3 separate regions of the Homo sapiens genome follow, and all the other regions are linked to region 3. A link is an interaction called in ENCODE POLR2A ChIA-PET data of the cell type or tissue named here. Cell type or tissue: OCI-LY7. All regions are shown on one strand. Region 1 overlaps LOC105369890 (a long non-coding RNA gene). Region 2 overlaps LOC107984543 (a long non-coding RNA gene). Region 3 overlaps LOC105369890 (a long non-coding RNA gene).

What was found. Peaks named below come from ENCODE experiments on the same cell type or tissue, not always from the same donor. Only the 100,000 strongest peaks of a DNase experiment are listed, where the experiment ranks them.
Region 1: POLR2A ChIA-PET joins it to region 3 with 5 read pairs; 2 of 35 experiments call an interaction of 5 or more read pairs at or near these places.
Region 2: POLR2A ChIA-PET joins it to region 3 with 6 read pairs; 1 of 35 experiments calls an interaction of 5 or more read pairs at or near these places.

The regions. Positions count from the first base shown.
Region 1 is chr12:90,014,930-90,018,929 of GRCh38, reverse strand. The region is part of intron 7 of LOC105369890 (a long non-coding RNA gene); the gene reads right to left. Among named protein-coding and RNA genes, the nearest start is that of LINC02399, 69 kb to the right of the region's middle. In OCI-LY7, no CTCF peak of the experiment used is centred here; no DNase peak of the experiment used is centred here.
Region 2 is chr12:89,754,798-89,758,797 of GRCh38, reverse strand. The region is part of intron 2 of LOC107984543 (a long non-coding RNA gene); the gene reads right to left. Among named protein-coding and RNA genes, the nearest start is that of ATP2B1-AS1, 48 kb to the right of the region's middle. In OCI-LY7, no CTCF peak of the experiment used is centred here; a DNase peak (open chromatin) is centred at 1,927.
Region 3 is chr12:90,074,625-90,078,624 of GRCh38, reverse strand. The region is part of intron 10 of LOC105369890 (a long non-coding RNA gene); the gene reads right to left. Among named protein-coding and RNA genes, the nearest start is that of LINC02399, 130 kb to the right of the region's middle. In OCI-LY7, no CTCF peak of the experiment used is centred here; a DNase peak (open chromatin) is centred at 1,664; H3K27ac peaks cover 3,234 bases.

The DNA.
Region 1 (4,000 bases), 60 kb after region 3:
CTGACTTCCTCTCTCCAAATTCCTACAACACATAAACTCTCGAAACTATACAACTTAGAAAAATTAGACAAGTGTGATATTAATTGTTCTTCCTTGCTCTGTCTTGTCCTGTCTCCACCTCCAACAGAGATTGTAACTCTCTTGAAGGGAAGCAGTGATTCTTCTGTGTGTCCTCCAAAGTGACTAGTAGTGTACTTAGCACAGAGTGGGTATTCAATTGAATTCAATGAATTACAAAGATGATGTATAACTTAAGATTCCTAAGGAGAGCTCTCATTTTGGTAAAATGCACTCCCTATTATCTCAGTTATTGATATTTTTCAATATTGAAAAAGCATATGCTCAAGGGATACCTATATATTTGCAGTAGATACTAGTAGAATACTCACGTGACTTTAATGACTACCTAAGGTCTATGCCACCTAAGATGCATCATGACACAAACATAAGGGGTGGGAGAGAGATATAATTATAATCTTCAGGTGTTTAGATGCATTTTCTTGTGTGCAGCTGCTATTATCTCTACTTATCATTGATGTGTCATTTTATATTCTGGCAGCAATGATTATTCCTAATTATATATGGGAAAATAAATTGTAATATGTATTTAATACAAACACTCTGTCATTTGGGTAGTTATGTCAAACGGTTAATCATGTTTAAAACTAACAGGAGGACAGATTAGGGGGCAAAAATATGTTATGAAAAGACAACCCTCTTTTTCCATAGTCTTGATTTAAAATTTAACCTAAAGGTTAGAAAAATGGTTTCAAGACGCATATTAGTATTTTTACCAAAGAACAGTTTCTCCTTGGAACATAAAGAATTCTTTTGAATCAGAATATCTCTGCAAACAACAGTCTCTTCCTTGTGAGACTCGTCTCTCATGTTCAACCCCTTACTTCTGCCCCATGGTAGGACAAGGCAAAAGAATCCATCATTTCAGCTACAACTCAGCCGTTTTCTAACTGACAAGATGTTAGGGAGCAGTTCAAAAAAGAAGCTTAGTTTAGTATTTTGTCCCAAATTTCTCTTATAAGTATGATTATTCTGGTTTCTCCCATGCATAACTCTGTCTTGCAAATAAAAACTATTCCATCAGACAAGTCCAATGTAATTAAATAGATTTTAAAAACAAACAAACCTGGATTCTGCAATCAACCTGATAGAATTATTTACCTTGGGCGATGGGACATGTGGCTATTTACAAAATAGGCTTAGATAATATTGTTTCTTAGCTAAATGCCATAACTGTTAATAAATTTAGAAAAAAAAATCAAAGGGAACACAAAAGCAACAATCATATCTATGAGCCCTCAAAATATTTCTAGACTTGTACAAATCTACTTGTGGTCACATGGCAGCTATTTATTTACAAAAGCATATTTCTTTTGTAAGAAAATATTACGGTTTCCTCCAATTATTGCAACATTTCTTTATGAAATAAGATTTCCAGCTGGTAAAATTCAGGGAAGAATTGCCATTCTTAAGAATTTCTCAGTGATTGCAGAGGTCATTCACACCTCTCCAATACTTACAACATCGTGAAAGTCAAGTATTTAACATTATGAGACTCTGTATTGGAAAACAATGGAAATCCATAGCCACCCCATCTAACTGGAAGCTACTATATATATGTTAACCTATACCTGCCACAGATTGGTGCCTCTCCACACCCATCTTGGAGAACACCAAAGAAATATTTAAGGGTGAGTAAATTTTCTAGGATTTCAGGCGAGTGAATGTGCAGACAGGCTAATCTGGGAAGAACAAGTGAAGGAAACCCTGGTGTAGGCTAGGAGAAAGCAGCCAGGATGGGGGGAGAATGACCACAAGTTGTGCTGGAAAGAGGGAAATGATAACAACTGTCTCCAGAGTCTGTTCACAAGGCAGCATTTCTCCAAGGTGTAGAAGACATTTTGCATCCCAAGAACAACTGAGAAGAAAATAGAGGATGATGTTCTAGCGATATGAATTCAAGATCCTGAGGCTTTAGGGTCCTGTTAGTCCCCATGACAACTCACCTATTATTAATAAGCCACAAGTGGAGGAACAGGTACTACATTCTTCATCTTCTATAAGTTAACACAGCTATTCATCTTCAGTGAGAAGGCGGTCATAAGAAAACCTGGTTTTATGAGCAAGAAGAGTCTAGAAATAAACACTCCCAATTTGCCGTTAGCCATTATGAATAAGGCAGCAAAATTAATTTATTTTAATGCTATACCCAAGAGGCACATGTTTTTCTTTCTATGTGATTACAAAAATGCCGAATGTCCCCCGAGGACAGAAGTCCTTTTTTAGACTTTAAGAACAGACAACCCAATTTTCTCTGAGTTTGTTTTTTCCCCTTTGAGAATGCACTTAATTTGTTAATGCAGGAGTGCATTTGTCACCAATAAAATTCATCTTCACTGTACAAACAGATGCCTGAAATTAGTCCTTATAGAGGGAAAGCTAGGGGGAGTGTACTTGGTTGCATGTTATGAAAACATAATTCAATTATTTAATTTGTAATAAGATTTTCTATATCCAACAATTGCATGAACAACACTAAAAAGATCCTGAAAGATCATGATTTTATTCATTTCTACCAAGCATTGGCTTTTATAATTATAGATCAAAAAAGCAAATTCTGTTTTTTAATAGGGGCTTCACTGCTGTTAAGTGAGGCCAAAAGCTGTCAGAGTATATTGCTTTCAACATTGTTATTTATCAAAAAGAGTAAAATTGTGACTATTTGCAAGACACTACGTTAAATGTTTTAAAAGAAAGAAAAAAAATGGATGGAACATGACTGCTGCCCTCAAGTTATGCACAACCTAATAGGGACACCCACGTTGACATAAATAACTGCCTACAAGATAGTGTAGGGAAGTGTCATGAGTGAGTTTGGTCAGAATGTTTTTGGCTGCAAATAACAGAAACTCAAATTAAACTAGCTTAATGATAAAGAAATTTAGTAAAATGCAAAAGAGGAATTACAGAGTTGGGGCAGCTGCAGGGACTCAATCATGTCCTCAGGGACCCATTCCTCCCATCTCTCCAAGCTGCCCATCAGAGCATTGTTTCCTCCTATGGCTGGTTACCTGGTCCTGAAATGGCTGCCAGCAGCAATCAGAGCAACATGCTTCCCTGTTCACATTCAGCAGGAGAGAAAGGCTGAGTTCTTTTTCCCAAGTCCCCTTTCTTGTATGGCACAGGCCCACACTGAGCTCATGCCTGACAAGGTGGGTGAGATTAACCTTGATTGATTTAGACGGATCCAAGGGGTGGGATGGAGGTTGGAGAGCCAGACACAACGTCCACCAAAATGTGGGAAAGAAAACCCTGAAGCAGATCCTGTAATTGCCCAAACTGGGTAGCTTCTTTGGGAGTTGGTGAGTGATCCTGAGGTTCAGAACTGCCAGCAATGGTAGACAATAGGCAACACCTAGTATGGGAAAAATGTTTTTAGAGCCTCTGAGAGATGATTCATTGTGCCTTCATGACATTTCTAAATTTGGATAAGAGGAATACCTCAGTATTCTCCCTTCCTCCTAAAGTCAGATAATCATTCTAAAGTGGTTGCCAAGCATTTTTCCAGCTGATATTTCTAGCTCCTTCCAAAACAGTCTGTCACTAAACTCACCCACTCTACATAGGAGGAGGAGAAGGAGGAGAAGTTGCAGTGATATTACTTTATATAGAGACAAGAATTCTTCAGTTTTGTCAGCTTTTGAAGGGTAATAAAGTGCTTTCAATCTTCTTATGCCTCTTGTTTGTGGGCACCCTGCCCCATTCTGAGTCCACACCTGGTTCTTCACACTTAATTGCAAGACTACTTTTCTCTTTTAAAAATGTTTAATGTTTACAATATGCCTTGTCCTGTTATAAGCTCATTACAGCTGTTATAAGCTCATTGCATGGAAATGTTCATTTAATTTTTATAACAATTCCCAAAATAAGAATTATTACTATCCCTACTTTACAGGTTAGAAAAACTGCACCACAGAGAGAT
Region 2 (4,000 bases), 320 kb after region 3:
CCAGCCCGGGTAACAGTACGAGGCTTCATCTTGAAAATATATATATATATATATATACACACACACACACATATTCATATATACACACACATACATACGTATTTCTATATACATATATACATATATACGTATTTATATATACATATATATACATATATATATACACATATACGTATTTATATATACATATATATACATATATATATACACACACACACACACACACATAGTGTTTTATCCAGTCCACCACTGATGGGCACCTAGGTTGATTCTATGACTTTGCTATTATAAATAGTGCTATGATAAACATACAACTCCATGTGTATTTTTGGTAGAACAATTTATTTTCTTTTGGATATATACCCAGTAATAGGATTGCTGGGTCAAGTGGTAGTTCTTTTTTAAGTTCTTTGAGAAATCTCCAAACTCCTTTCTACAGTGGCTGAACTAATTTACATTCCCACCAACAGTGTATAAGTGTTCTCTTTTCTCTGCAGCCTCACTGGCATCTATTGTTTTTTGACTTTTTAATAATAGCCATTCTGACTAGTGTGAGATGATATCTCATTGTGGTTTTGGTTTACATTTCTTCTGATTAATGATGTGGAGCACTTTTTCATGTTTGTTGACCAATTGTGTGTCTTCTTTTGGGAAGCGTCCATTCTGTCTTTTGACCCCTTTTTAATGTGGTTATTTGTTTTTGGCTTACTGAGTTATTTAAATTTCTTATAGATACTAGATATTAGACCTTTGTTGGATGCAGAGTTTGCAAATATTTTCTCTCATTCTGTGAGTTGTCTGTTTACTCTGTTTATAGTTTTTATTTTGTTTTTGTTTTGCTGTACAGAAACTCTTTAGTTTAATTAGGTCTCATTTGTCCATTTTTGTTTATGCTGCAATTGCTTAATCATAAATTTTTTCCCAAGGTCAGTGGCCAGAATAGTGTTTCCTATGTTTTCTTCTAGGATTCTAATAGTTTGAGGTCTTACATTTAAAGCTTTAATCAACCTTGAATTAATTTTTGTATATGGTGAAAGGTAGGTATCCAGTTTTATTCCTTTGCATATTGCTAGCTAGCTATCCCAGCACCATTTATTGAATAGGAAGTCCTTTCCTCATTGCTTATTTTGGACAGTTTTGTCCAAGATCAGATGGTTGTAGGTGTGTGACTTTATTTATGGGTTCTCTAGAATGCTCTTATTCTTAAGGGATGCAGGTTAAACATACTTGGATGTGACAGAATTCCTGCAATTTACTTTTTAAAAAGTCACTAAAAAACTCCCGTGTGTGTTTGTGTGTATGTGTATGTGTGTGTTTGTAAGGACATAAATCAAATGTGGCACAATAATCAGTTAGTGAAATAGGTTAAAAGTATGCTGTGTTCATTGTACTGTACTATTCTAACATTTTTGTAAGTTTTTAAATGATCAGTGAAAGTTGGGTGGCAGGGAATATTGAGAAATTGTTGGCATTGAAGTCAGAGAACCTGGAAGTTGAATTCATGTTTTTATCTTGGGCAAGCCACTCCCGACTTCCGAGTATGAAAGGGATAACCTCACTGACCTATTCCTTAAGACTGCTGTGAGGATAACAATCTAGGCCCAGGGGTATTTGTAAACTAAAAATCACTGCAGGGTTCTCAATCTGGAGTCCAAGGACAGAAGACAGATTCCATGAACTTGGATGGGAATCTCACTACCCTCTAACTGCAATTTAACATTTCCTTCAATTACACACATTAGCATAAGTTAACATGTCATCTATTTGTTCATAGTAACAGCTCAATATTGTTAGCTGTTATGATTACAGTTAATTTTCTTAAGTTGCACAAGTGACAGTCATGAAAAACATGAGTCAGCAACAGAGCTCTTACAATCTTACATCCTCTTTTTTCTTCCACATCTAAAGGACACGCCTACTCTGAGCCAATACTATGTGAAAGATACTATACCGTTGACTCATATTTTCCATGGCCCTCACTTGTGCAACTTAAAAAACCAAATTGTAATAACAGAGTTTACTCAATGTGTTCAAAACTGAACTCCTGATCTTCCCCCTAAAAAAACTGCTCACTCAAAGCCTCTCCCATGATGTCATTCCAACAGTCCAGGTGCTCAAGTCAAAAACTTTAGAGTCATCCTTGACTTTTCTTTTTTCCACCCTACCTCTAATCCTTTAGGAAATTCTGTTGGCGCTACCTTTAAAATATGTAAAAATCTGACCATTTCCCACCACGAATACTGCTACTGCTCTAGTCCAAGCCACCACCATCTTTCACCCAAAGACTAATACAACAGCCTCCTAAGCAGGTACCCTGCTTCTTCACTTGAGTCTATTCTCTCTGTAAATAATTATCCTTTTAAAATATGTCACATCATCCGTTCTCCTTTTTAAAACTTTGCAATGGTTCCCATTTCTCTCAGAGTAGAAACCAAAGTCCTTCCAACGATCTCAAGAACCCATATGATCTGACTTCCCTTTACCACTGTAACCTCAACTCCTACCTATCTCTCTCTGCCCCCACCCTGTCCCAGCCACACTGGCCTCCTTGACATCCCTAGAACGTGCCAGGCATGCTCCTACCTAAGGATTTTTGCACTGGATGTTCTCACTGCTTTGGAACCCAGATATTTATGTAGCTAATTCCATCATCTCCATGTCTTTGATCAAAGAGTAAGAGGCCTACTCTGACAATTCTTTTTAAAACAGCAACTAACCTAGAGATGCCTAATCCCCCTACCTTTCCTCTAGCACTTATGACCTTCTAATGTATAAATAATATAATATGTAGTGTCTATTGCCCCGTGCTAGATTATGAGCTCCATAGAGGGCAAAGGTCTTTTTTTGTTTCCTCATGTTTTTTTAAATTATTTATTCATTTATCTATTTTGTTATTGTTTTGTTTTCAATTTTTATTGTGCTTAAATATACATAATATAAGATATACTATCTTAACTATTTTTAATGTACAGTTCAATGGTATTAAGAACAGTTATGGCTGGGTGCGGTGGCTCATGCCTGTAATCCTAGCACTTTGGGAGGCCGAGGTAGGAGGATCACTTGAGGTCAGGAGATTGAAACCAGCCTGCTAACATGGTGAAACCCCATCTCTACTAAAAATACAAAAAAAAAAAAAAAAAGAGCCAGGTGTGGTGGCAGGTGCCTGTAATCACAGCTACTCAGGAGGCTAGGGTACAAGAATCGCTTGAACCCAGGAGGCAGAGGTTGCAGTGAGCCGAGATCGAGATCACGCCACTGCACTCCAGCCTGGGCAACAGAGTGAGACTCCATCTCAAAAACAAAACAAACAAAAAAAAGCCAACAGTTATATTGTTGTGCAACCACCATCACCATCCATCTCCAGAACTCTTTATCTTATAAAACTGAAACTCTAGAGTCATTAACAAATAACTCCCCATTGCCATTCACTCATATTTTATTATTATAGCACCTAGAAGTGTTTATTACATAGGTGCTTAACAAATTTTTGATGACTAAATGAATGAATGCCTCTTGTAAAACTTCAAATATCATCTCCTTAGGGAAAAATCCCAAATTTATAATATAAGTACATAGATTTTATCCCAGATTCTCTGTTTTATATAAATTATTCCCATCTCTATACTGTTTGAAGCATTAGCTATGCCTCTTGCACATGTGTAATCTCCGGTATCATTAACATGTAATCTTAGACGTAGCAAATGTTTACTATTAGACACTGAGGACCACTAGAGAGGGAGGGGGATAAATTTTGAAAAACTAACTATTGGGAACTATGTACAGTACCTAGATGATGGGATCAATCATACCTCAAACCTCAGCATCATGCAATATACCCATGTAATAAACCTGCGCATAAACACCCTGAATTTAAAATAAAAGTTGAAATTATTTTTAAAAAGTCCAACAAGAGAACAAATGACCGAAGCCCAGAGCCATGAATGTTGGGTCTCCCCTTACCTCCTAAACCAATCCCTCATGTTTTAGCTCCTCCTCTGTG
Region 3 (4,000 bases):
GATGCATATAGACCTCTGGGGTTAAATGTCAAATTCTACCAAGGTTCAGTTCACACTGCTCCACTTATTCAACCTGACTACATCATAGCAAAGAGCACGATGCCATGAGCCACATGTAAATACTCTATTTTCGAGCTGTCAGACATTTTTGGTGGTTCACCAGCCTGACCTTCAAAATCATGTTAGTGACATTTATTTCAAGCCTAAAAGTTTCATGCCAGAGAATTTAAACACTGTAAGCATAGAAGTGGTGAGCTCTTACATCAAAGTTCAAATATCTACTTAAAAACAAAAAATAAAAAAAAAAAAACTTGGTCTTACCACTTAATTTTAAAATCTATCATTTTATAACCAGGGAAAAGGGAAAGAAAAAAGCAGAGAAACTAACCTTTTATTTCATGACATCAAATTATATGAAATTTAAAACTGAAGCTAGGGCACTAATTTTTTTTACATATAAATAGATTTCAAAAATTAGTTAAGGTTTAGTTTTACAATGTTGATTGTTCCACATGAGGCAAGTCTTTTTTTTTCTTTTCCTGTATGTGTTTTCCATTTATTTTGTGTTCTCAGAAGCATCTAAAAAACTCGGTCATAAAAGTAAAGTATACAGTGTGGAGTTTTTTCTAAATACCTCAAGTGTTTTTGTAGCCAAAACTGTCTGCCGTCTTTCCTTTGGAGAACCACGAACCCTGAGTTACTCTCTAAATGAGGCAGACAACTATCTTTCTTCAGCGATGCCATTCTAGAAAATTGGGTTATATTTTGTCAAAGTAAACTATATAATACATTTGCAGAGGAAAAAAAGAAAAAAAGAAGACAATGTGGCTGGGCATGGTGGCTCATGCCTGTAATCCCAGCTTTGGGAGGCTGAGGCAGGTGGATCACCTTAGGTCGGGAGTTCGAGACCAGCCTGACCAACATGGAGAAACCCCATCTCTACTAAAAATACATAAATTAGCTAAGCGTGGCGGCACATGCCTGTAATCTCAGCTACTCAGGAGGCTGAGGCAGGAGAATCACTTGAACCCAGGAGATAGAGGTTGCAGTGAGCCGAGATTGTACCACTGCACTCCAGCCTGGGCACAAGAGTGAAACCCAGCTAAAAAAAAAAAAGACAATGCATCTATATCTCAAGTAATGGAAGGTAAGCCCTTCCAAAGATTTCTCCAAATATTTTGTCCCTCTTCAACTTTCAACTCTGATTACACTTCCAAACAGGTCAACAGTAAACATGTAGAGACTTTCTAATGGTTTATATATACCAGTCTACTTAAACAGCTGTATTTTGAGGAAAAAATCTTGTCTTTATCTCCTTTTGTATCTCCTACAGACAGCGCTCTGCCAGGAAGTATTTAAGAAGTACTTGTTGAAGTAATTTTTCTTCAAAACCACAAAGCTACACACACATACATGCATGATACAAAGTTGCCCTACGGAGATAGAAGGGGGCTGATTTTGTCACATAGCAAGGATGATCCATCTAAAAGAAAGAGGCTCAAGAGCTGAAAGTGAATCTAAGAGGTACTTCTCCAGGCACTAAGAAACTGTCACAGTACTATCCATAGAGTGGAAAACAATGAAGTACTCGTTGACAGTTGCACTTAACACCTGCTGGCCCACCCAGCTAAGTGGGCCAGCAGAGTAATGCAATTATCCAGGTGACTCATGGAAATAAGCCATTTTTAGCTGAAATATCTAAGCAGCTCAAGCTAAAGTAGGTTGTTACCTAGGTCATTCAGGCAAAAGCAGGTTGTTTTGTTTAAATTTTCTGGTGGTAGGGGAAAGCGTGGAGGCAAACTGAACAAGAAGTTCAGCAAGAAGCTCTCTCAAAACCTCAGAATTGCTGCTTGTGACATGCCAGGTAGACTCCATGTGATACTAAAAGGAGAAGGAATTAACATTTTAGTTGTCTTTTATTCTACTGCATGCACACACAGACATAGTTTTAATTTGAAACCAGGAGCTTTTGATCTTTAGAAGAAATGAACTTTTATCATCAGTGATCAGTGACAAGAACTCTCTTTTCTGATACAGGGTCTCACTCTCATGCCCAGGCTGGCATACAATGGTGTAATCATAGCTCACTGCAGCCTCAACCTCCTGGGCTCAAATGATCCTCCTGTCTCAGCCTCCCAAATAGCTAGGACTATAGGTGCAAGCCACCATACCCAGCTAATTTTCTAATTTTTGTAGAGGTGGAGACTTGGTATGTTACCCAGGTGGTATTGAACTCCTAGGCTCAAGCAATCTCCCTGCCTCAGCCTTCCAAAATGCTGGGATTACTCTCCTGATTATTAAAATTATGACTGTTCAAGCACTGAAAAGCACTTCAAAGACATCAGTTCATTTAACAACAGGTCCTGACACAAAAACCGTAGTAAAGTTTCTGATCCTTGTGGAAAGAAACATTTAAGGCCAGTGCTGTTCGTGTCGAATACATTTGATGCTCATGAGTCCTTACACATGCTACTAAAAGGGGGATTGATGGCAGCCACTGGGGGAGTTCTGCGCTGGCACAGAGCTTTCCCATCTTAGGGTCTGCCCAACCTGTTTCCCTACTTGTCCATGGTATTTCCTGCCAGGGTCAGAACCATTTTGCTTTTCTGGCTCTCTACAGCAGCATTGCTTGGACTTGTGTCTCAGTAGGATGCTCTATGTTTTATCTGCATGCTCTTCTCACTGTAAGCTCTAAAACCACAGGCTGCACCAAAGAAACCATTGTGCTTTTCCAGACCACAGCAAGCTCAGCTTCAGTGAAAAGGGACAGAGAGTGATACAACAGGGTAGGGCAGTATGAATAAGATGCTCCAAGGAATAAGGACATTCAAGCTCTAGAGACATCTCTTGGCCACAGATCAGTTCTACTGTTAACCCCTTGATAGTTAGTGGTCCACAGTATAGACTCTGGAGTCAGGCTAGACAGACATAGGATTCCACTTCTTTCATTTACTAGTGAAAAAACTTTTTAAAAATTTCTTTAACCTCTCTAAACCTCAATTTTTTCATCTGTAATATCAAAATAACTATAAAAACAGCATTGATTGTTTGTTGAGAAGATCAGATGAGATAATGTCTGTAAAGCACTAAGCATAGGGATGGTACATAATCCACTTTCCAAAATGGTGACTACTTGATCACTACCATCATCACTTCCTTCTCAGTGCTTTAGGACTTGTCCCGCTTATTACTCTTCATGAGTAGCATCCACTCCCTGGAACATCACAAAAGGAAACCCAAGTGAATAGTTTTCCACTTTCTTTTGCAACCCCAAATTAAATTCATGGCATGATTGACATTTTCTAAGATATTTAACTAGTAGTAATATTAAGAAAACCAAGAATAAAATTCCTTCAACCTATGAGCTGGTCTTCATCTTTTTGGTGTTTTTGATCCCTCTGACACAATCATAGCCATTCATGAATTTGTATGGCCAGATTTGGAAAGGCTAAAAGACTAAAGGAAAGAGTCATCTTCAGTGATAAAACAAAGGCAAGTTGTATTGGACATTTAATTAATGGATTGGCATCCTGGGGATTGGAGTTCAGATTATCAAGATGAGATAGAAGGAAGGAGAGAAGGAGGAAGAGGAGGAGGAGGAAGAGAAGGAGGAGGAAGAGGATGAAGGAGGAGTAGGAGGAAGAGAAGGAGGAGGAGGAAGAGAAGGAGGAGGAGGAAGAGAAGGAGGAGGAGGAAGAGAAGGAGGAGGAGGAAGAGAAGGAGGAGGAGGAAGAGAAGGAGGAAGAGGAAGAGAAGGAGGAGGAGAAGAAGGAGAAGGAAGAGAAGGAGGAGGAGAAGGAAGAGGAGGAGGAAGAGAAGGAGGAGGAGGAAGAGAAGGAGGAGGAGGAAGAGAAGGAGGAGGAGGAAGAGAAGGAGGAGGAGGAAGAGAAGGAGGAGGAGGAAGAGAAGGAGGAGGAGGAAGAGAAGGAGGAGGAGGAAGAGAAGGAGGAGAAGGAGGAGGAAGAGGAAGAGAAGGAGGAGGAGGAAGAGAAGGAGGAGG